2 separate regions of the Homo sapiens genome follow, and region 2 is linked to region 1. The links are chromatin loops, found by intact Hi-C in ENCODE. Cell type or tissue: mammary epithelial cell. All regions are shown on one strand. Links, peaks and the distances in the headings refer to the core of each region. The heading gives the core; the rest is flanking DNA. Region 1 holds the start of GHR (growth hormone receptor). Region 2 overlaps GHR (growth hormone receptor).

Region 1 (17,035 bases), core at 9,036-17,035:
AAACCTGTCCTTTCAGGTCATTATGAAGGTATATTTCTGAAGGTAAGAGGATAGAACACATTGTAGCCAACAATTCATTAGACTGACAATACTTTAAAATATTAATATTTAGCCTTATGGACTTATACTATGCGGGCTTCATTTGTCCTCTGGCTGTGGCTCCCACAAATGTTAGAAGTGGGCCTACATGTGATGGAACTAAAATGCAATAGACTTTCCTTATGTCCTTCCCTGCTACCACTACCATTAGTTTGGTTCCTAGATATTGAAAGATAATTTTAAAGATTTTGCCAAAGACAGATGCTTGTAGGGTGGTGGCTTGAAAACACAAATTGAGCAAGATGGTAGCATGGCTACATGAAAAGGTATGGAGTTGTCCACAGAATGCTCTTGTTTCACTGGACTATATCAATCTCATTGTGTGACTTGGTCTAGTTGATTTTCTTCTCCAAGCCACTTTCTTACTAAAAAAGAAAGGACAATCACACCTTTTTCACAGGACTACTGTGAAAAAATCCTTACATAATTTATGTGATTTGTGCTTGGAATATTGCACAGTGTTAAAAAATATGGTAAACACATTTTAGGAAGCAAATAAAATTTGGACAATCTGATTTATTTTTGTCTACAACAGCTGAAACCTATTTTACTTAGCTTTTAAGTTCTTTTATAGAGGTATCACTGTTTTTTATGTGGCTAGACATCTCAGCCTTACACCTGGTTCAGAAAGTGCTCCAGAGGGCCAGTGGCTGGGAGAAAAGTGCTATTACCTTGCTAGTCATCTTGTTCCTCAATATAGCCCTTACCCTACCTAAGGAGTTTTTCCAGCCAGAAATTCTCCAGTAGTTCATACCCTCACTTGACCTTTTCTGGCTTCACTGGGTAGACATTGAGTAGGCAGAGCTGGGTTTTTTTCAAGCTCAAAAGGGTTCAGTGTTATTTCTCTTGGGCATCCATGATGCCCTCAGTCAAGTCTGATTAGCAAGTTACATTGAGAGTTCATTTAGTAATTGGAAATGATCTGTGTGCCTTTTATGAAGGAAAGCGGTTATGAGAAACTTTCTCATACCTGGTCAGATTCCTTTCTCATTTATATCCTTTTTTTTGCTTTTATATTTTCACTTCTTTTAAAAATTAAGAAGATAGAGGTAAAGAAAAGAATCCTACAGTATGTGAAGATAGGCAGTAGGAAAGGATTGAAATGGAAAATGAAAGAAGGGATAGACATCCCTTTATCACACTGAGGTGCCTGAATTTACTTCCTGGGAGTGTAGGCTGAATAAGTAGCATAGGTTGTTTGGAACTGGGATCCCACCACATCTAACAGACTCCAGGGCTTCTGTCATTTCATTACTCTATGGCACCTAGCTGAAAGCTTATGGTCTTCCTCTATCTTGTGGTGACCACAATGGAATTGAATTTGATACCGGGAACAGCAATTTATGAAGGAGTTTGATAAACTGGAGCACACACCAAGGAGGTAGCCCAGGATGGTGTAGGGTCAGCAAGTCTCATTGACTTCTCATGTCAATGAGAAGTAGTGAAAACACCTGTGTGTGTTTGGTCTGGAGAAGAGGTAACTGGCAGTATGACATGTAAGTGTGTCTCATGAAACAAACAAATTTAAATTGCTAATTTTTTCCCTATGAGAGATAGAATCAGGTACAAATAATAGAATAGCAAATTCTTAGTAACATATTTTTAACAAATAATGCAGTCATGCTGCCCAGTGAGGGAATTAGTGGGTTACTCATCAGTACAATTATTCAGAAAGCAGAAATCATCTCAATGTTTCTAATTGTTTCATCATCTTTGATAGATGATTGTCTATCAGATGGGTTTTTTAAACAGGCTTTTGCATTTGGTGAGAAGGTAAAGAAAATAATGTCAATTTTTAAAAATCTCCACACTTAAATTATTTAAAGGGGAATGTTTATTCATGAGTCTCTTTTGAGACCTGTTTGATTTTGTTCCTCTCTACCAGGTGGCTGTACATAATCTGGCATATCCCTGGCCTGTAACTTTCCTGTGGGTGAATCCACTAAAGAGCATAAAGGAGATCAGTTTTATTTATTCCTTTGAGTTTTTATAAACTCTGAATTGAAATACCTATTTTTTGAAATTCATAAAATAAATGGTAATTTTTGTTCGTTTGTTTTTGCTTTTTTAATTATACTTTAAGTTCTAGGGTACATGTGCACAACGTGCAGGTTTGTTACATAGGTATACATGTACCATGTTGGTTTGCTGCACCCATTAACTCATCATTTACATTAGGTATTTCTCCTAATGCTATCCCTCCCCCATGCCCCTACCCCATGACAGGCACCAGTGTGTGATGTTCCCCACCCTGTGTCCAAGTGTTCTCATTGTTCAATTCCCACCTATGAGTGAGAATATGTGGTGTTTGGTTTTCTGTCATTGCTATAGTTTGCTCAGAATGGTTTCCAGCTTCATCCATGTTCCTTCAAAGGACATGAATTCATCCATTTTTATGGCTGCATAGTATTCCATGTTGTAGATGTGCCACATTTTCTTAATCCAGTCTATCACTGATGGACATTTGGACTGGTTCCAAGTCTTTGCTACTGTGAACAGTGCCGCAGTAAACATACGTGTGCATGTGTCTTTATAGCAGCATGATTTATAATCCTTTGGGTATATACCCAGTAATGGGATGGCTGGGTCAAATGGTATTTCTAGTTCTAGATCCTTGAGGAATCACCACACTGTCTTCCACAACAGTTGAACTAGTTTACACTCCCACCAACAGTATAACAGTGTTCCTATTTCTCTACATCCTCTCCAGCATCTGTTGTTTCGTGACTTTTTAATGATCACCATTCTAACTGGCGTGAGATGGTACCTCACTGTGGTTTTGATTTGTGTTTCTCTGATAACCAGTGGTGATGAGCATTTTTTCATGTGTCTGTTGGCTGCATAAATGTCTTCTTTTGAAAAGTGTCTGTTCTTATACTTTGCCCACTTTTTGATGGGGTTGTTTCATTTTTTCTTGTAAATTTGTTTAAGTTCTTTGTAGATTCTGGATATTAGCCCTTTGTCAGATGGGTAGATTGCAAAATATTTCTCCCATTCATGTAGGTTGCCTAGCTAACTCTGATGGTAGTTTCTTTTGCTGTGCAAAAACTGTTTAGCTTAATTAGATCCCATTTGCTAATTTTGGCTTTTGTTGACATTGCTTTTGGTGTTTTAGTCATGAAGTCCTTGCCCATGCCTATGTCCTGAATGGTATTGCCTAGGTTTTCTTGTAGGGTTTTTATGGTTTTAGGTCTAACATTTAACTCTTTAATCCATCTTGATTTAATTTTTGTATAAGGTGTAAGAAAGGGATCCAGTTTCAGCTTTCTATATATGGCTAGCCAGTTTTCCCAGCACCATTTACTAAATAGGGAATCCTTTCCCCATTGCTTGTTTTTCACAGGTTTGTCAAAGATCAGATGGTTGTAGAAGTGTGGTGTTATTTCTGAGGGCTCTGCTCTGTTCCATTGGTCTATACACCTGTTTTGGTACCAATACCATGCTGTTTTGGTTACTGTAGCCTTGTAGTATAGTTTGAAGTCAGGTAATGTGATGGCTCCAGCTTTGTTCTTTTTGCTTAGGATTGTCTTGGCAATGAGGGCTCTTTTTTGGTTCCATATGAACTTTAAAGTAGTTTTTTCCAGTTCTATGAAGAAAGTCATTGGTAGCTCGATGGGGATGGCATTAAATCTATAAATTACCTTGGGCAGTATGGCCATTTTCATGATATTGATTCTTCCTATCCATGGGCATGGAATGTTCTTCCATTTGTTTGTGTCCTCTTTTATTTCATTGAGCAGCGGTTTGTAGTTCTCCTTGAAGAGGTCCTTCACATCCCTTGTAAGTTGGATTCCTAGGTGTTTTATTCTCTTTGTAGTAATTGTGAATGGGAGTTCACTCATGATTTGGCTCTCTGTTTGTCTGTTATTGTTGTGTAGGAATGCTTGTGATTTTTGCACATTGATTTTATATCCTGAGGCTTTGCTGAAGTTGCTTATCAGCTTAAGGAGATTTTGGGCTGAGATGATGGGGTTTTCTAAATATACAATCATGTCATCTGCAAATGGGGACAATTTGACTTCCTCATTTCCTAACTGAATACCCTTTATTTCTTTCTCTTGCCTGATTGCCCTGGCCAGAACTTCCAACGCTATGTTGAATAGGAGTGGTGAGAGAGGGCATCCTTGTCTTGTGCCAGTTTTCAAAGGGAATGCTTCCAGTTTTTGCCCATTCTTTATGATGTTGGCTGTGGTCTTGTCACAAATAGCTCTTATTATTTTGAGATACCTTCCATCAATACCTAGTTTATTGAGAGTTTTTAGCATGAAGGGCTGTTCAATTTTGTCAAAGGCCTTTTCTGCATCTATTGAGATAATCATGTGGTTTTTGTAGTTGGTTCTGTTTATATGCTAGATTATGTTTATTGATTTGCATATATTGAACCAGCCTTGCATCCCAGGGATGAAGCCAACTTGATCTTGGTGAATAAGCTTTTTGATGTGCTGCTGGATTCAGTTTGCCAGTATTTTATTGAGGATTGTTGCATCGATGTTCATCAGGGAGAATGGTCTAAAATTGTCTTTTTTTGTTGTGTCTCTGCCAGGATTTGGTATCAGGATGATGCTGGCCTCATAAAATGAGTTAGGGAGGATTCCTTCTTTTTCTATTGATTGGAATAATTTCAGAAGGAATGGTATCAGCTCCTCTTTGTACCTCTGGTAGAAATCGGCTGTGAATCTATCTGGTCCTGGACTTTTTTTGGTTGTTGGGCTCTTAATTATTGCCTCCATTTCAGAGCCTGTTATTGGTTTATTCAGGGATTCAGCTTCTTCCTGGTTTAGTCTTGGGAGTGTGTATGTGCACAGGAATTTATGCATTTCTTCTAGATTTTCTAGTGTATTTGCATAGAGGAGTTTATAGTATTCTCTGATGTTAGTCTGTATTTCTGTGGGATCAGTGGTGATATCCCCTTTATCATTTTTTATTGTGTCTATTTGATTCTTCTCTCTTTTCTTCTTTATTATTCTTGCTAGCAGTCTATCAATTTTGTTATCTTTTCAAAAGAACCAGCTCCTGGAGTCATTGATTTTTTGAAGAGTTTTTTGTGTCTCTGTCTCCTTCAGTTCTGCTGTGATCTTAGTTATTTCTTGCTTTCTGCTAGCTTTTGAATTTGTTTGCTCTTGCTTCTCTAGTTCTTTTAATTGTGATGTTAGGGTATTGATTTTAGATCTTTCCTGCTTTCTCTTGTGGGCATTCAGTGCTTTAAATTTCCCTCTACACACTGCTTTAAATGTGTCCTAGAGATTCTGGTACATTGTGTCTTTGTTCTCATTGATTTCAAAGAACATCTTTATTTCTGCCTTCATTTTATTATTTACCCAGTAGTCATTCAGGGGCAGGTTGTTCCGTTCCCAGGTAGTTGTGCAGTTTTGACTGAGTTTCTTAATCCTGAGTTCTAATTTGATTGCTCTGTGGTCTGAGAAACAGTTTGTTGTTATTTTTGTTCTTTTACATTCGCTGACAAGTGCTTTACTTCCAACTATGTAGTTAATTTTGGAATAAGTGTGATGTGGTGCTGAGAAGAATGTATATTCTGTTGATTTGGGGTGGAGAATTCTGTAGATGCCTATTAGGTCTGCTTGGTACAGAGCTGAGTTCAATTCCTGGACATTCTTGTTAACCTTCTATCTTGTTGATCTGTCTAATATTGACCGTGGGATGTTAAAGTCTGCCATTATTATTGTGTGGGAGTCTAAGTCTCTTCGTAGGTCTCTAGGGACTTGCTTTATGAATCTGGGTGCTCCTGTATTGGGTGCATATATATTTAGGATAGTTAGCTCTTCTTGTTGAATTGATCCCTTTACCATTATGTAATGGCCTTCTTTGTCTCTTTTGATCTTTGTTGGTTTAATGTCTGTTTTATCAGAAACTAGGATTGCAACCCCTGCCTTTTTTTGTTTTCCATTTGCTTGGTAGATCTTCCTCCATCCCTTTATTTTGAGTCTATGTGAGCCTCTGCATGTGAGATGGGTCTCCTGAATGCAGCACACTGTTGGGTCTTGACTCTTTATCCAATTTGCCAGTCTATGTCTTTTAATTAGGGCATCTAGCCCATTTACATTTAAGGTTAATATTGTTATGTGTGAACTTGATCCCATCATTATGATGTTAGCTGGTTATTTTGCCCGTTACTTGATGCAGTTTATTCTTCACGTTGATGGTCTTTACAATTTGGCATGTTTTTGCAGTGGCTGGTATCAGTTTTTCCTTTCCATGTTTAGTGCTTCCTTCAGGAGCTCTTGTAAGACAGGCCTGGTGGTGGGTAAATCTCTCAGCCTTTGCTTGTCTGTAAAGGATTTTATTTCTCCTTCATTTATGAAGCTTAGTTTGGCTGGATATGAGATTCTGGTTTGAAAATTCTTTTCCTTAAGAATGTTGAATGTTGGCCCCCCTCTCTTCTGGCTTGTAGAGAGGGATCTGTAAAGATCTCTTGTAGAGAGGGATCTGTAAAGATCTCTTGTAGAGAGGGATCTGTAAAGATCTCTTGTAGAGAGGGATCTGTAGAGATCTCTTTCTGCCAAGAGATCCACTGTTAGTCTGATGGGCTTCCCTTTGTGGGTGACCCTACTTTTCTCTTTGGCTGCCCTTAACATTTTTTCCTTCATTTCAACCTTGGTGAATCTGATGATTATGTGTCTTGGGGTTGCTCTTCTTGAGGATTATCTTTGTGGTGTTCTCTGTATTTCCTGAATTTGAATGTTGGCCTGCCTTGCTAGGTTGGGGAAGTTCTCCTGGATAATATCCTGAAGAGTGTTTTCCAATTTGGCTCCATTCTCCCCATCAGTTTCAGGTACACCAATAAGACGTAGGTTTGGTCTTTTCACATAGTCCCATATTTCTTGGAGGCTTTGTTCATTTCTTTTTACTCTTTTTTCTCTAAACTTCTCTTCTCACTTCATTTCATTAATTTGATCTTCAATCACTGAAACCTTTTCTTCCACTTGATCAAATTGGCTACTGAAACTTATGCATGCATCATATAGTTCTCATGCGATGTTTTTCAGCTCCATGAGGTCATTTAAGGTCTTCTTTACACTGTTTATTCTAGTTAGCCATTCGTCTCATCTGTTTTCAAGGTTTTTAGTTTCCTCATGATGGGTTCAAACATCGTCCTTTAGCTCGGAGAAGTTTGTTATTACTGACCTTCTGAAGCCTACTTCTGTCAACTCATCAAAGTCATTCTCCATCCAGCTTTGTTCTGTTGCTGGCAAGGAGCTGCAATCCTTTGGAGGAGAAGAGGCGCTCGGGTTTTTAGAATTTTCAGCTTCTCTGCTCTGGTTTCTCCCCATCTTTGTGGTTTTATCTACCTTTGGTCTTTGATGTTGGTGACTACAGATGGGGTTTTGGTGTGGATGTGCTTTTTGTTGATGTTGATGCTATTCCTTTCTTTTTGTTAGTTTTTCTTCTACCAGTCAGGTCCCTCAGCTGCAGGTCTGTTGGAATTTGCTGGAGGTCTACTCCAGAAACTCTTTGCCTGGGTATCACCAGCAGAGGCTGCAGAACAGCAAATATTGCTGCCTGATCCTTCCTCTGGAAGCTTCATCCCAGAGGGGCACCTGCCTGTATGAGGTGTCTGTCAGCCCCTACTGGGAGGTGTCTCCCAGTTAGGCTACACGGGGGTCAGGGACCCACTTGAGGAGGCAGTCTGTCCTTTCTCAGAGTTCAAACACCATGCTGGGAGAACCACTGCTCTCTTCAGAGCTGTCAGACAGGGCCATTTAAGTCTGCAGAAGTTTCTGCTGCCTTTTGTTCAGCTATGCCCTGCCCCCAGAGTTGGAGTCTACAGAGGCAAGCAGGCCTCGTTGAGCTGCGGTGGGCTCCACCCAGTTCAAGCTTCCCAGCCACTTTCTTTACCTACTCAAGCCTCAGCAATGGCTGACGTCTCTCCTCCAGCCAGGCTACCACCTCGTAGTTTGATGTTGGACTGCTGCACTAGCAGTGAGCAAGGCTCTGTGGGTGTGGGACCTGCTGAGCCAGGCACAGGAAGGAACTTCCTCGTCTGCTGGTTGTGAAAACTGAGGGAAAAGTGAAGTATTTGGGCAGAAGTGTACCATTCCTCCAGGTACAGACTGTCACTGCTTCCCTTGGCTAAGAAAGGGAAATTCCCCAACCCCTTGCTCTTCCCGGGTGAAGCGACGCCCCACCCTGCTTCAGCTTATTCTCTCTGGGCTGCACCCACTGTCCAACCAGTCCCAATGAGATGAACCAGGTACCTCAGTTGGAAATGCAGAAATCACCCGTCTTCTGCATCAGTCACGCTGGGAGCTGCTGATGAGAGCTGTTCCTATTTGGCCATCTTAGGTTGTTTTCCAATAAATGGCAATTTTAAGCTTTCACCTGGCTCTGGGACCTCCTCATAAATTTTGGCTAAGAATACCCAGATCATGAAATAACATTTTCCCTGTTACCTTCCAATATAGGGGGAAAGCAATAAATACTTCCCTAAGTCATTTTTTTCTCTTCATGATTCCCTTGCCATCCTCACCCAAGGCAGTTGTGGGATGGAACTAGGGGACTAAGATAAAGAGAGTACCCTAGTCAAAGAGCTCTCACAGTGTGCTCACAAGCATCACATGCTCAATTCCATGATATGCTGAGTCCTGGGCAAGGAAGGAATTCTCAGCACTCTTGTACCTGCTACCTGACATTCTTGAGCCTCTTACCCTGCTATGGTTTTCTTTAATCAGCACTTCAGTGATTTACTTATTATGTTTATTGTTCATTGTCTCTCCTAACTAGAATGCAAGCCCCATGAGGGCAGCATCTTTGTAGATATGTGGTATAAATTTTGTTCCCTGATGCATGCTAAGTTTTTAGAACGAAGTCTGTCATAGTGTAGGCTCACCAACATTTGTATGAATGAAAGAACATGGTGAATGGGAATTCAGTGTTAGTTTAAAAAAAATTCATTAAAGGGATAATATTTTATTAGAATCTTATTAATTTTACCAGTAAATATTGTATTAATCAGGGAGATATATATATATATATATGTCATATTCATGAGATATATATATATATATATATGTCATATTCATGAGATATATATACAGAGACTTATTTTGAGAAATTTGCTCACATAATTGTGAAAACTGAAAAGTCAAAAATCTACAGGGTAAATTGGTTACAGATTTAGGGAATAGTTGATATGCAGTTTGAATCCAAAGGCTGCCTGCTGACAGAATTTTCTCTTCTTTGGGATAGGTCAGTTTTTTTCTCTTAATGCCTTCAACTGATCGATTGAGGCCCACCTACATTATGTAGAGCAATATGATTTACTCAAAGTCTATTGATTTAAATGTTAATCTTACCATAAAAATGCCTTTGCCAAAAAAATCTAAAATAATATTTGACCAAATATCTGGGTACCATGGTCTAGCAAAATTGACACATAAAATTAACCATCTCAATGTGTCAACTTTGCTAGGGCATGGTACCCGGACATTTGGTCAAATATTATTCAAATAAATTTAGAATTTATCACAAATGTTTGATATCATAATTTGATTTACAAATATCAATCTAATACTTTATTTTACAGCTGAATGATCTCAGAGAGCAACCCCTTCCTTCTATAGGCCAAGAAATGGAGTCATTGTGAGATTAGTAACTAATTTACCCAAAATCACAGAGGACCCACACAGGATCCCAAGGCTCCTGACTAACAATCCTATGTTCTTCAACTACAAATGCTATAAAACAAAACAGCTATAAAATGCTACTTTAAGTGTTTTGGCCTCTTTTGTTTTGTTTTGAGAAGAAGCTTTGGCATTTTATAGTACAACAGAGTGACTAAAGCCATGCTCTAACCTCAGATAACTGTAGATTTAGGAAGTTTATACTGTGGTGTTTTATGGTTTGGGGAGATGGCGATCTGACCTAGATATCTGCACTTGAATATATATAATCAGAATTATTTTCTAATTGTTTCTATTGTCTTCAAGGCAGTTTATATTTTTTGCTAAGCCCTACTGGGGATGTATAAAAGACTGGGGAAGGGTGGGCCATAATAAGGTAAGGCCATAATAAGGTAAAATAGGTTGGACAAGATAAGTTAGCCAATATCTGAGTAAAGACTTCAAGGAACTGTAGGAGGAAGCAAATGAATATTTGTGGAAGTGTGTTTAAATCAGAGAGAAAAGCCAGCAAAAAGCCTTCAAGTTAGGAGTCTGCCTGGCCTGCTTAAGAAACAGCAGGGAGGCCGGTGTGCTGGGAGCAGAATGGATGACCCAGTGATGGGGAAATTCATGGGAGATGAGGTGTGGGGCAAAGGTACATAGCTCACGTAGGGTCTCATGGGCCATTTTGAATTTTATTCTGATTTGAATGGGGAACCATTGGAGGGTTTTGAGCTGAGGAATGACATGATATTAATTTTAAAAGGAATGACTATGGCAACTGAATTTATACTTTGGGTTGTTGTTGGTGTTGGTTGGGGATTAGGGGTGGGGTTTGTCAAAGCAAGCAGACCAGTTGAGTTGAGAGACTACTGCAGTAATCTGAGAAATTCTGGTGGTTCAGACCAGGTGTCTCTGGACCTCTCCAAGAAAATAGACAGAGTTTTGAATGTGGAATGTGATTGGCAGAGAAGAAGTAAGGATGATTTCAAAGGTTTGTGGCCTGGGTAACTGGCAGGAAGTAGTTGCCATCTACTGAGATGGAAATGTCACCCACTGTGATTGGAGTATGTTTAAGGAGAAAGAACCAGAGTTCAGATGTGGACATGTCAAGTTTCAGAGGTCTGTTAGACATCCAAATGGAGATACCCAGTTGTTAGCCTGGAGCTCTGTGGAGAGATCTGGGTTAGAGATATAAATCCAAGAGATACAACTTTTCATTCAATTTGATTATTTATTGGACGCTTTATAAACTCTGTAAATACTGGGCACTAACCTAGACATTGCAGGTACAGATATTAAGAATATATAGTTTCTCCCTCAGAAATCTCTTAATTAATGAGAAAAGCAGACATGTCAACAAAACTGCAATATTTAATAAAAGAAGATATAAAGGCCTATAAAGGTGCTGATACAGGGAGAATTAATTAATTCCACCCTGGGGAATAGTCAGGAAGACCTTCAGAGAGAAAGTAAACAATTGATTGGAACTTTAAGATTAAGAAGGATTTCTCTGGGTGGACAAAGTAGGATCTTCCAAGCAGAGTGGAAACCATGAGCAAATGCAGTTTCATTCTTCAGAAGGTAAATGTGCTCTGGCATGCCTTAACTTATAACAAATTAATCAACTCAATACCTGCTACATTTTCCCTCACAATTTGGAATATATAAAGAGGCACATACTACTATGGACCAATACCTGGTCATATATGAGATTGAAGGACCTTTACTTACGAGGCTTAAAAATAAAGACTGCCCTTCATGTCAGTTGCAGGTTTATATCTAGTTCTATAGTATTAACTGAGGTGTCTTTTCCTATGTTTTCTGTGCATGATGACTTTTTAAAAATCAAAGACAGAGCAGCAGCCAGAGTAGTCTAGTTTCATGGCACACAGAATGGAGGATATTGCTGAACCCAGATTTAAAAAAAAAAAGAAGTCAATTCTTATTTTTTTAAGTATGGCCCTGAGCTCATCTCAGAGCATAAACAATAGAATTTAGAATATCTTTTATGACTCCGTCTGGCACCTCCTAAACTAGATCAAGATTCTCTAGCTCAGGGAAGAAGGGCAAAGGATGAGAAGGCACAGAGAGGATATAAACAGAGAGGTTGGTAGTGCCAGGCTCTGAAGAAGGTCCAACTTGGAAGGTCATTTCAGACAGGCGTGGAGTCAGCATTTGAGGCCTGTCTGGTCTCTACTCCTGCCAGGACTACCCTGTCAGCCAGCTTGGCAGGTATGGACCACCCAGCAGGAGTTTTTCTTGACTGTGCCCTAATCTTTTACTTTCCCAAGTTTCTCTATATGGGTACCTCCCCTTTTAAAAGCTCCAGACACAGCCAAGCACCACTATTGCTCCAGCAAAGTATGAAGCCCCAGAAATCAATGGTTTGGGGAAGAGTCTTAGGGGAACTAAATGCCTCCTTATTTTTAGATGCCATAGAACAAGAGCAGTTCAGGATCAATAACCATCCCACCCCATGATAAAACACGCCCCTTCCAGAATCTTTCCTTTTTCGTTCATTCTAGGTGTCTGTCTGGAACAGCTGGGGTATTTGAGCCACAGCTGAGCTTCTGAAAGCATTCTAAGGAACAGTTTTTCACTTATCTGATTCCTTTGAAAATAGGGGTATCTTATGTGATATCTGCTATCCCAGAGTCTTTGGTCCTCTGTTCCTTCTCAAGTCTTGGCTCCCGTGTACTACTTCAAAGCCCTATAGATATTTTATTCTAAAGAAAAGAAACTTGGTTCCTTTAAGTTGTTTAAACATTTCTTTCTGGGTATAAACTTGGGTTTGTGTCTGGGAGCTCTGTTAAAAAAAAAAAGTCTTTAGTAAGCCAAAGCTGTTAGAAGCTTATAAGTAAGTGACATTACAATTGACCGTCAGTAAATAGTGGAAAGATTGCATGACTAGCTACTCCTTCAGATCTGAGACAACCTGGAGCTAGATTTTTGTACTCTCTACTCAGAAAAGCATATAGTGACTTGGGGTTTGATGCTGTACAAAAATGACATGCTTATGCACAACTTTAACTTTCTGCAACACTTTTACAACTTCTTGTGAATGAAGTAGGCAGGGCTCGCATTTGACAGATGAGCTATGTCCAGCGTGAGGCAGAGTTAAAACCCTTTTCCTGGCTCAGGAACTTCAGGCTGGGGCCTGTGTCTGCTCTCCCTGCATCCCTGTCCTCTAGCAGATACCTCTCTGCTAACATGCTGAGTGTCCTTGGTAAATTACTCATTCTCTCTGTCTCCGTCTTCTAACCTCCACAATAAAGTCCTTCGTAGTTTTAACTATCTTTTCACTGTGCCCCAGTGAGCAGGAGTTTGGAACTTGATTGTTGATGGAAAGGCAATATTTGGATGGCTAAACACGCTTTCCAAGGTATCTCGCTGATCTTCCTCTCATTCCTGGAGATAGCTAACCTTTTTGTAAGTGTTTCTTTGAGTCTGTGGACTGCACTTAACGCTCTTGTAGGTCCTGCTTTCATTTGGAACGGGCAGGCGGAGAGGAAGGAAGTGTATTGCAACTACCAATATTTTCCTCTAGGAGGAGCCGCGCAGCTCAGTTGAGAGTGACACGCACCAACTCCAGCTCCTCGCCGGGAAGACTTCATCCCAGCAACTCGGAATGCTTGGCCCGGGCGGCACTCGGCCTCTCCGCAGCAGTTCTCGAACTGGCCTCCTTGAACGTCCGCTTCGCCTTCGCTTCTGCAACCTGGATCTGGGGGACTGCGGGCCAGGCGCGGCGTGACCCCTGGTGAACGGTGGCCGCCTTTTCCCACCCCTGCCCTCCCATCCTCCCTTCCCGTTTCACCCCGCCCCCTCTCTCCTCCCCAAGCCTGACAGCCCGCGAGCTGCCAAGCAGGGCGCAGCCATGGGAAGAGGAGGAGGGCTAGGGAGCGGCGGCGGCGGCGGCAGCGGCAGCAGCAGCTGCTACAGTGGCGGTGGCGGCGGCGGCTGCTGCTGAGCCCGGGCGGCGGCGGGGACCCCGGGCTGGGGCCACGCGGGCCGGAGGCCCCGGCACCATTGGCCCCAGCGCAGACGCGAACCCGCGCTCTCTGATCAGAGGCGAAGCTCGGAGGTACTGGAGTGGGGCTCCGGGAGTCTGGCTTTATTTTCCTCCTGTTGTGCCAGGGGGCCTGAGGGTGAACCCTGGGACTCTAGTTGTTTATGAAAACGGGAGGATCTGTCTTATATATTTACACGGATAATTTTTTATTCCGGATGACTTGGCTGTGCTCCCCTCCTCCTTGCGAAGAAGTTGTTTTCTGCTGGTGGGTTGTTGTAACCCAATCTAGTGTGTGTGTGTGTGTGTGTGTGTGTGTGTGTGTGTGTGTGTGTGTGTCTGGAAGTTGGTGAGGGCGGCAGGGAGTTGCGGGCGACAGACGAACCATCACACTCTGGCGTCTGCTCTGGCCCGCGAGTAGTGTACGTGGAGGGGTTTACTCCGGAGACAGTTTTGTTAAAGTCATAAAAGTTTTGCTAGTGTGTTTCTGTTTGCCATCATCTGCCTGGCTGCGGCAGGAACTGCCGAGGCTGCTGCTGTTGCGCGGGGAAGAATCCCCGGCAGCGCGACTGGAGAGACTGGGGAGGTCGAGCTGTGCGCGTGGACACAGCGCGCAGAGCGCGCGGTCTTTTGCGCGTTTGTGCGGGCCGCAGCCGCACGTTGGCACCGATGGAACTGGGGTCAGTAGAGTGACAGCCACCAGTCCGCATGAACTGGGGTAAGTGGAAATTGTGGCGAGCCGACCTCCCCCAGCTTTTGACACACTAGTGGTTGTAAAATCAACCAGGCTTAAAGTTTTGACAGAACTGCCAGAGGCTGCGGGTCAATGGGGTGGCCGCGTGTCTAGGGAGAGGGCGCTGGCGGCGCAGAGGGTGCGGGGCAGGGCACTTGCGAGTGCGTGGGGAAGTCTATTTGGGGCGAGTGCTTTATATATAGCCCGAGGGGATGCCTGCTGAGACCGAGCTGCGGGGGCTCTCGGTCTGGCGCGGACTGTGTGTCCTGAATGAGTGTACGTGTGCGCTGTGTGTGCGCGCGCGAGTGTGCGCCTGGGGAGGCGTGTCGGCGCCTGAGCCAGTAGGGTGTGCAGGGTGGAAGAGGCCACAGAGGTGCCGCCTGTCTGTTTGTGCCGCCAGGAGACCTTGGAAGGGACAGAGAAAGGTAACGGAAGGCCAAAGTGTTGGGAAGTCAGAGTAGTTTCTGCATAGGATTAAGTATTAAGGGCTTTAAAATAACTAAACGCATTGCCCTGAGTGGCTGAGGACTGGAAGTGAGGTTTTGGGGAGTTCTCAGGAGAACTGCATGGGAGGGCGTTTGGGAGGTCTAAGGGATGTGTAATATGTGTGAGTACAGAACTTCGGAGACAGACACAGGTTGGAGCTATGAATTTGAAATTTTCAGGGTGCTGCTGTCCACAGTCCAGGGACTGGCTGGTTTCAGAGGTATTCAGGCTCCCTGGTGTGTGTGCCTGGGAAGACACTCATCTTTTCTTGCAGACATGGGATATTGTGGCAGGTCAGGCTCTGTTTCCTGAGCAACTGGTGTTCCAGGCTAGTTTCCACCTGAATCACCCTAGAAGTGTCTTTTTTCTGATGATAAATGTTGAAACCTTTCCAGAAATTAAAATGCTGGATAGAAACAAAATTGATGCAGCAGACAGGATTGTTGATTCTATTTATTCAGTGATTGGGAGCTCTTTTTCCTTTTGAGAAAAGCAAAGCTCAGTGTTTCCAGATTAGATTTCAAGGAGTCTTCAGCTATCTACAGCTTCCCTTCTGGGCCTTTGGATGGAGCTGGAAGGATGTGTTTTGGCCTAAAGACCTTTGGAAGACATCATGTGTAGCTTAAAGAGGTTGTCCCGTCTCTCATCATCTTCTTCCACCCTTATAAACTTTTTGTTTTGCATTAATCTAAGGAAAGTTGGTGTGTCAACATTTAGCTTTTTTTTATTGGAGTAAATATATCACAGTGAAATTATAGTTATGGTCTCCTGAAGCCCATGGAAAGCCAACACTTAATGGGCAAAGGTGTGAAATGAAAGTCTATAAATGCAATGACAAAGTGACGAGATGAGTGCATTCTTTTTTCAAAATGAACATAACTGTGCTCACAAAAATTTGTTTTAGCCAGGCTTTGGGCCCATGTTTTTTATTATTAGTTTTTAAACAGCAGACTCCACATCATAAACCACTTTAAAATGGATACTAGAGGCCTCCTGTATGCTATCTCTGGCGCCTGCTTAAACAGATGTTTACAGTGCTTGGTAACCTATGGGATTGTCATGTTGAGTATCTTGTTAGCTCAGGACATAATGTTTATAGCATAATATAATAAATGGAGCCACAGTTGCAGCGTGCTTCTTCCAAGTGCATGAAGCAAATCTTGCAGCAGGGAAACAAATCTTGCAGTTGGTCCAACTTGGCTAGCCTTCTTTGGCTATCTCCTGGTGAGCAATGTTAATGTAAAGATAAATGTGAGTGACGTAGTGAGAAAGTGGGACAGTAAATTGTTTAGCTTAGTGAAAAAAGCATGGATTATGTTTTTTAAATCTGCTAACCTGAAGATTACACTTCTCAGGTCGTACCACTGGCAAATTGCACAACTATGGGAATTTGGTTTGCTTTTAAAGAGCAATTTTTAAAAAGTATGTCAGTAATGAAAATAACTTATATTTCTTAATGTGTTTATGTGTGTCCATACAAGCCAATACTTTTTCTTCTTTAAAAAGAACCCTATAATTTCTGTGGTAATTATTTAAATATTATGAGCATTCAAATCTCCTAATCACCTTTTCAATCTTCAATTGATAAGAATCGAAGTTTGGTAAGACTGGAGTCATCCCTCAGCCAATTGTGTAAACAAGACAGTACAGAATGTCTTTCTGGCAAGTAATTTTTTTCAACCTGAAACAGATAATATAAATAATATGTCCCATAAAAGAATTACTTAAGATGATAATTACTTTAGAGGTAATTATCTGGTGCATGAACCTCTATCTGTGAAAATGGTCTAGTCTATCTCTTATTGGAAATAATCAGTTGGAAATCTCCCTTTTTCATTGGTCAGTCCATTCTAGGAAAGATTCATTTCTAGAAAGTTCTTATACTGAATCAACATTTTCTTCCATCCACTTGCCTATCCTTCAGCAGCTGACCACAATGAATCTAGTCTCTTTTCCCTGTGTTTACCATACTTGAAAACAAATATTATCCTCCTTGCCGAATCCCCTTTTGCCTACTCTTGGAGCAGTTTTTCATCCACTATAGGGTTCCACCCTCCTCTGCCTTGAACAAGATGCCCTTGATTGTACATT
Region 2 (8,000 bases), core at 1-8,000, 210 kb after region 1:
AATCTCCTAGAGAAAAGCAAAACATTTTTAGTATTCCCAAATAAGACAGGCACCTCAACTAGGGTGCTGTGGTTGCACGTTCTTTGTAGTTTTTCAAGAATTTTATTTCTCTGTCATGATTATTTATTGGCAGAAGATTTGTTGGGCCAAACATGTAAGACTTTCTTAAACACATATAGAGAAAAAAATTAGATGATTGCACATCTTTCTGAGGGAGATTTTTCCCCTATTTTTAAAAGTCATTGCTTTTCACTGAATTTGTCTTGTATTCCTATAAAAGTGTAAATTTTGTGATTGATAGCATTTTTACCTCAAAATGAAATGAATATCCAACTGGAGCAAGTTTTATTGACTGCTTATTGGAGCATAAATTAGTCTAAGTTTTCATGAAAATAGGCATTTGAACATGAGTATTAATGGCTGAGATCAGAGGCAAGTTTTGAAAGGATTCCAAAATATTATCATATTAGATAGGCAAGCAAATGAATTGCTTGAATGCTAGAAGTTCACAAACATTCAAACAATTGTGAGTTACATTAACTTCAATAAAAACTTTTGCAGGACAAAAATTTAATATAGTAAACTTCATCTTGCTTGTCCAGGTCCGTATACATTCTTAGCTGGACTCTTGTCCTAGCTTCCTAATTTTTCTTCCTATCTCCTATTTTTCCCTATTCCAAGCCACCATACTCTGTTCTTGATTAATTCTTCCTGCCTACCTCTGATTCAGTGATTCATCTGCCCAATCATCTATAGTAGCTCCAAACTCTTTTCTAAATTATGAATAAACTTATCTCCCTGGCATTCAGAAAATTCAACAGCATTCATCTTACACACTTTTCTAGCCTTATCTCCCTTTTCTCTTATGTACTCCTATGTTTATATTCCCTGCAGTCTTGCTTCATTATATCCATTTACAATGACCCTTTTACCAGTAATTTCCTCTTCTTTCCTCTCAGTCTGAAACAATCCTTCATAGATTTTGTCCTGTGAGCCATATTTCAAATACAACTTTATCCACAAAGCTTTGCCCAGTTCCCACAAGAGGATTCTGCTTTTGCTTTAGAATTGTAGCCTTTTTTTCCTCTCTCGCAAGGAGAGAGAGCGTAGCACCGCAGTTTAAGTACTCAGCCTCTGGAGTAAGCTTTAGTTTAAGACCCAGTTCTACTGCTTACTTCCTGTATGATCTTCTCTAAATTTTATGATCTCTTTGTCTTTTTTTTTTCATCTCTAAAATAAAGATGCTAATAGTACCTACCTCATAAGATGGTTGTGAGAATTATAAGTGTTGATATATTTAAAGTAGTTAGAATAGTATCTGGCCCTACAGTAAGCTTACGTGGTATTTATTGTATTCTCTTATGGCTCTTATTTTATTCCAATGTGTATTAAATTGAACCGTATGAAATTGCCCATGTCAACTCTATATTGGACCCTAAAATCATTATGTCTTTTGGTTCAACCAAATGTAGTGCTTTTTGCACCCCCCCTTAATAAATTGAACTATCTCTAAAGATAGGGACAATATCTTACACATCATTATATCCTACAGTACCTGCTACATACTTGACATATGCTGAGTATTTCACGGATGGTTATTGAATTTTGCACACACACACACACACACACACTGCAAAAAATAAACAGAAGCCAAGCCCTCCCCAGTATCTTAAGTACTCTTTGGCTACCAGGGAGTTTACTCCATGCTGTTCAGCAGTCATTTATGAAAGGAGAGTGATAAAGATATAGAGGAGGAGAATTTTATCTTGTCTATTGCTGAGTATAAATACTATGCCTTTCCGAAAAGCCTTCCACAGAACCTTTCCTTCAGGTCAGGGACCTAGTGTCATGGGTCGGTCTTGGATAACGTTGCAGGACATATCAGTTCAACTGCCAAGGGAATCATAAATAGTCCTACTCCTGCCTGCGGCCCACCACTGCCTCTCTGCTTTCATTCTTTTTTATCAGATATTTTCAACATCAAGAACTTATTAGCTGATAATTTAACTAAATTAAGTATAACATAAGGGAAATGTGTCCTGGCAGAGATGGCATCTTAGAGTGAATGCACAGTCTTTATTGGTTACCAAAAACAAAAAAAAAAAAACTTGAGCTTTGGACAAGCAGTAGAGAGCAGATTTGATACTGGGTTCTGACATGGAAGCTGACATTAAATTATTGACAGTCTACTTGTTTATAAACTATTCAATAAACAATTTAGTAAGTAAACATAGATTCTTGCAATCCCTTTTAAGGAAACAGTGTTTATGTTGGCTCTCTCTTGTACCCAACCTAGTGCTCAGCCTTTCCTGACTCACATAAGCACTAATCTCCAGATAACACCAAGCACCCTAGGGTTATTATTTATCCCCCTTCCTTGTTCTCTGAAATAAGAGAAAGGCAGGTTAAATTATGCACTTTATGTAAGAAGAAATGGAGGTACAGAGAAAACAGCTTAAGTCTCTTAACAGCCCAAGAGAGTGAAGAAGATATTGCCAATGCAATGAGTTGTATCTGTCCCTAGGTAAGTAAAATATTAATTAAAGCATACAACTATATTAATAATTAAAACAACAGTCTTTACTTATATGGACTTTGCAGTGACTTTTTTCCAGCCTGAAATACTCAGATAATGACTGCCATTAGTTTCACACGTTAGTGCTTTATTATATACTGCTTTGTTTTCACACAAAATCGTTGAGAGGTAAGAATTTTTTGAAAGAAATATTTGGTCTTAACTTTTTTATCCCCCTTCAACTTCAAGCAATTTTCTGAGCAATGATAAGTGGTAAGTAGATATTTACCACTTAGTTTACAAGAGACCTGTTTCTCTCTGTGCATTGACTTAGGCACTATTAATGAAACCTTTGGAATGCAGGTCCCTTCTGGTTGTAAACATATACTGAGGTCTTCTATTTCTTTTGGAACTCAAACAATAAGAAAATAGTTAGAAATCTGTTTGTGGGCATAGGTCTCTAAAAGCCTTAATCTTAGAAGTGAGTAAAAAAAATTTTAGGCCAGACGCGGTGGCTCATGCCTGTAATCCCAGCACTTTGGGAGGCCGAGGTGGGCGGATCACGAGGTCAGGAGATGGAGACCATCATGGCTAACACAGTGAAATCCCGTCTCTACTAAAAATACAAAAAATTAGCCGGGCGTGGTGGCGGGCGCCTGTAGTCCCAGCTACTTGGGAGGCTGAGGCAGGAGAATGGCGTGAACCCGGGAGGCGGAGCTTGCAGTGAGCCGAGATCTCACCACTGGACTCCAGCCTGGGCGACAGAGCGAGACCCCGTTTCAAAAAAAAAAAAAAAAAAAAAAAATTAGAGCCTAAGAAGGATGATTAAGCATCTTACTTAAATTTTCAGTATGCCTATGTACACTCTATATACTGACTTCTAGCATGGTTTCTTTGCCAAAGCATAACACACATTTTTTAAAGGGATAATTCAAGACAAACATTCTTTCACCCTGGGTGACCCCAATGGGTGGTGAACACTTTTTAGTAACTCTTGAAAGTTAAAGCATCCAACAGTTGGTTGTGACCTTTTTGGTTGTGACCTTTGAGTTCTTCTAGCTTGTAGCCCACTGATTTGCTGCTTAATTCCACAGCTTCAAAACCAACTCTAATCACTGCTCCCGAGAGAGCCCTAGCTTCTGCACACATGAGTCTCTCACCAGGAAAGGATACCTGAAGTCCAGAAAAGCCCTTTGTTCACACTGGCTCCTCCTAGTGGGGAACAGTTTTTTTAAATAATGTACATTTATGCACTGGGAAAATATCTTGAATTTATTATTTAGGTGTAACCAGACTTTAATACAACTTAACCTACACACTGAGAAAGCAGACATTTACAAAAAGATTTATGGCTTTGACAAAGCGTTCAAATGTAGTTACCATTAAATAGTAGTTCAAGTAATTGTGTGTCTCATGGCAAATACATGCAATATAAGGTAATATATATTTAAGCCAAAAATAACAAGAGGTGATCATTTGCTAAACAAAGAACTTATTACTTAGGAAAAAATGTTACACAACTTTCAAAGGACTTTTGAAAATATAGTATGATTTATAGGAAATTTATTTGCATATAATTCACAATATCTGGTACAAGGTAAGCTACCTCTGTGTTTTTTTTCTTTAGGTCAACAAATATTTAAACCAAGGGTTGGCAAACAGGCCCTCAGACCAGATGCTTGTTTTTGTAAATAAAGTTTTATTGGACCACACCCATGCCTGTTTGTTTCAGATTGTGTTTACTTTAGGGCTACAGTGGCAGAGTGGAGTAGCTAAGACACAGAGCATAGGTCCACAAACCTAAAATATTTACTCTCTGGCCCTCTAAAAAAAAGTATGCCAAACCATTCTAAACAGCAAAGCAATTAATTCTTTTTTTTCAACTCTTATTTTAGATTTAGGGGGTACACGTGCAGGTTTGTTACATGGGTCAATTGCATGTCTCTGAGGTTTGGTGTACAAATAATCCCCTTACCCAGGTATTGAGCATATTACTTGATGTTTTTCAACTCACACCCCGCTCCCAATCTTCACCACTCTAGTAGTCCCCTGTGTCTACTGTTGCCATCTTTATACCCATGTTTATCCAGTGTTTAGCTCCTGCTTATAAGTAAGAACATATGGTATTTCGTTTTCTGTTCCTGCGTTAATTCACTTATGATGATGACTTCCACATACATCCATGTTGCTGCAAAGGACATGATTTTGTTCTTTTTTATGGCTGCATAGCTTTTCATGGTATACGTGTACCACATTTTCTTTATCCAGTCCACCATCAATGCGCATCTAGGTTGATTTTATGTTTTTGCTGTTATGAATAGTCCTGTGATGAATATATGAGTGCGTGTGTCCTTTTTGTAGAATGATTTATTTTTCTTTGGGTATCTACCCAGTTATGGGATTGCTAGGTTGAATGGTAGTTCTGTTTTAATTTCCTTGAGAAATCTCCACACTGTTTTCCACAGTGGCTGAACTAATTTACATTCCCACCAGCAGCTATAATATGGTTGTTTGTTTGTTTGTTTGTTTGAGACGGAGTCTCGCTTTGTCGCCTGGGCTGGAGTGCAGTGGTGCGATTTCGGCTCACTGCACTCTCCGCCTCCCAGGTTCAAGCAATTTGCCTGCCTCAGCCTCCTGAGTAGCTGGGATTACAGTCGTGCACCACCACGCCCGGCAAATTTTTTTTATTTTTAGTAGAGACGGGATTTCACCGTGTTGGTCAGGCTGGTCTCGAACTCCTGACCTCGTGATCTGCCCCCCTCAGCATCCCAAATACTATACTGCCCCCTCAGTATAATATAGTATTTTAAGGAACTAATCATCAAGTTTGTACTGGTTACCCTCTTTTAGTCTCCTGTTATCTTCAATTTCATAATTGGCATTAATGACAATACAGTGTTCACTTTATAAATTTGCTTCATAGTAAACTCTTCTGAAATAAATTACAGTCATGCATCACTTAACAGTGGGGATAGGTTCTAAGAAATGCATAATTAGGTAATTTCATCATTGTGTAAACATGAAGTGTACTCACACAAACCTGGATGGTACAGTCTGCTGCACACCAGCCTTTATGATATAGTCTATTGTTCCTAGGCTACAAATCTATACAGCATGTTACTGTACTGAATATTCTCAGCAATTGTAACACAATGGTAAGTATTTATGTATCTAAACATAGAAAATGTACAGTAAACATATAGTATTGTAATCGTATGGGACGACTATCATATATGCAGTCTGTCGTTGACCAAAACATCATTATACAGCACAAGACTATAGTTGAAAATTTTAAATTACATATGTGGGTTGCACTGTATTTCTGTTTGCAGCATTGATATATACATTTAATGGTTTGTATGTTTGTGCTTGCATTCATAAATATTAAACTGTTACAGGGAGCATATTTTCTTGTGTAAAAAAATAAATAATTTTTATTTCTAATGACATATAAAATTATTATGGTTATGTTTAAAGAGGCTTGAAGAGGTATTATGGTTATGTTTGAAGAGGCAACGGAAACGTCACCTTTGTCATTGACCAAAACATCATTGTGTGGCTCACGACTGTAATAGTGTAAAGTAAGGATTCAATGTATCGGCTAATCAATGTGGACATATCATTCAGTATTATTAAAGATACTCCATCCAATGAAGACTGAACACCTGTAAATGCTTGGTGATGGATGGAAAGGGCAATTATTTGCAGCTGGACTGTCTGAGACGTGTCATCATTATTGCATAATATTTATTTAATGAAGGATCAATGCACCATACAGCTCCAGTTTGAGAACACACTTGACATTGTAGTTTGTAGATCTTTTATAAACTAACTGCTATCACTGAATTTTTGCTGAAGAATAAAGACAAAAGATTCTCTCTTTAGGAAATTGTGCACTTTAAAGACTCATAAACCTGAAACCTCACAGAATCATAATAGATGTATTTTCAGAGACAATTTCTGAGTCCTTGACATATTCTCAAATGTCATTCATGTCTTCACTGCCGCAGGTTATCTTTTTATTTTTATCTGTCATGGAAAAGCAGCCTTTTTTCTTTTTTTATCTCCTACTATGCCTTAATAAATAGAATTTAAAACCCCGAATTTGAATTATTGTGAAAGCCAATATTTGTAGCAAATCCATCTATGCTCTGTGTTGTCAGCACATATGGTTTTGTGTACCTGCTACCATGAAACTCTGCCAGGGTTATCCTCAGAGAAATGGAGAGACACCTGATGCCATCCTTACTCTGACAGAAGTTTTTCTTTCTGTGAATTCCAAAAACTTTTGAAGTTATGCATCTCTTGCATTGAACTTCAGTGGCTTGTGTACACATGGTATCTTCCTTTCTAGATTGTAAGTTCTTTGAGGGCAGGGACTGAACCTTTCTCATCTTTATATGCTCTGCTCCTCCACCCTTGGTTTAGCCAGGGCCTTACAAAAAGTAGAAGCTTAAATAATGTTTATTAGGTGAATATCATACTAAGTTCCAGAAATTACCTGAGAGCAATTGAAGAAGGGAAGTGTGGAGGGAGAGGTGTTAGCATAGATTTCATAGTGTTTGAGTTTGGCAGTTTGGCATCCTTTTCCTCAACACTAATACTGACACAGATAAGTAACCTAACTGCCTTCTCAAATCTGAGAGCAGTAGATGCATTTTCTCTTTTGGGACTTTTCTATCTCATGTGGGAAAAGCAAACAAGAAGGTCCTGCAAAAGTCTTGTGGGTATTTATTCTTATCAGTGGTTGTGGCAAACTCTCTTACTGGTTTCAATTGGTCCCACAGGCTATGTGATGAGGACTTTGGGGTTTGGGGAGCTGGGAACCATGAGTTGTCTCTTAAGTATGACCTAACATACTGCTAATACCCCACAAGCTTCAATTTATCCATCTCGAAATGGAGATACTAACATCTATCTCAAAGGGTCATTGTGAGGAGCGAGTAGGAACATAGAAAAGTTCCTAGCACAAAGTAGATATGGAAGATATGGAATAAGGTGTTAGGTATTTTATTATTTTTACTGCTGCTGCTGCTGTTACTACTACTGCTATTATTATTACTACTCCTGGAAGAGTAGGACTTGCCTGGGACACTGACCCTACTTACCCCTTCACCTCATTCACCAAAACTTATCTCCTATATAAATTCATGTATATTTTTCTGGAAGGATAAGAAAAATCCTTCATCTAGGTAGCGTATTTTGTATTTGAATAGTTTATGTTTCAAATCCCAGAGAAGGCCTATACAGCCAAATTTGGAAAAAAAATAAATTTAAAAATAAATATTCAGTGTTTCATATATAATAAAATACCTAACATCTTATTCCATATCATATATGTGTGTGTGTGTGTGTATCTTTTAATTGCCATGTATTTCTACCAAAAAATACAAAACTTAATTTTGCGTCCTGAAAGACCCTCGTTTGAGAATCCCTGCTTTTATGTTCTGCTTTAGTCCAGGCAACAGATAGCTTAGGTTGTCAC

Evidence for each region. Hi-C counts contacts between places; a loop is a spot of excess contacts. Peaks named below come from ENCODE experiments on the same cell type or tissue, not always from the same donor. Only the 100,000 strongest peaks of a DNase experiment are listed, where the experiment ranks them.
Region 2: a loop joins it to region 1, with 7 times the contacts of the local background. A loop is called at or near these places in 5 of 110 quality-filtered maps.

The regions. Positions count from the first base shown.
Region 1 is chr5:42,410,156-42,427,190 of GRCh38, forward strand. GHR (growth hormone receptor) reads left to right here and starts at 13,284. Exons shown (of 10, transcript NM_000163.5): 1 at 13,284-13,800. RefSeq lists promoters at 12,567-13,652, 13,076-13,648, 13,258-13,358, 13,556-14,324, 13,977-14,324 and 1 more, cis regulatory regions at 12,567-13,075, 13,413-13,453 and an enhancer at 13,280-13,429. In mammary epithelial cell, for the core only: a CTCF peak has its summit at 13,263 (motif pointing right); a DNase peak (open chromatin) is centred at 13,296; H3K4me3 peaks cover 2,072 bases.
Region 2 is chr5:42,632,914-42,640,913 of GRCh38, forward strand. All of the region lies in intron 3 of GHR (growth hormone receptor), which reads left to right. Among named protein-coding and RNA genes, the nearest start is that of CCDC152, 120 kb to the right of the region's middle. In mammary epithelial cell, for the core only: a CTCF peak has its summit at 3,718 (motif pointing left); no DNase peak of the experiment used is centred there; H3K27ac peaks cover 255 bases.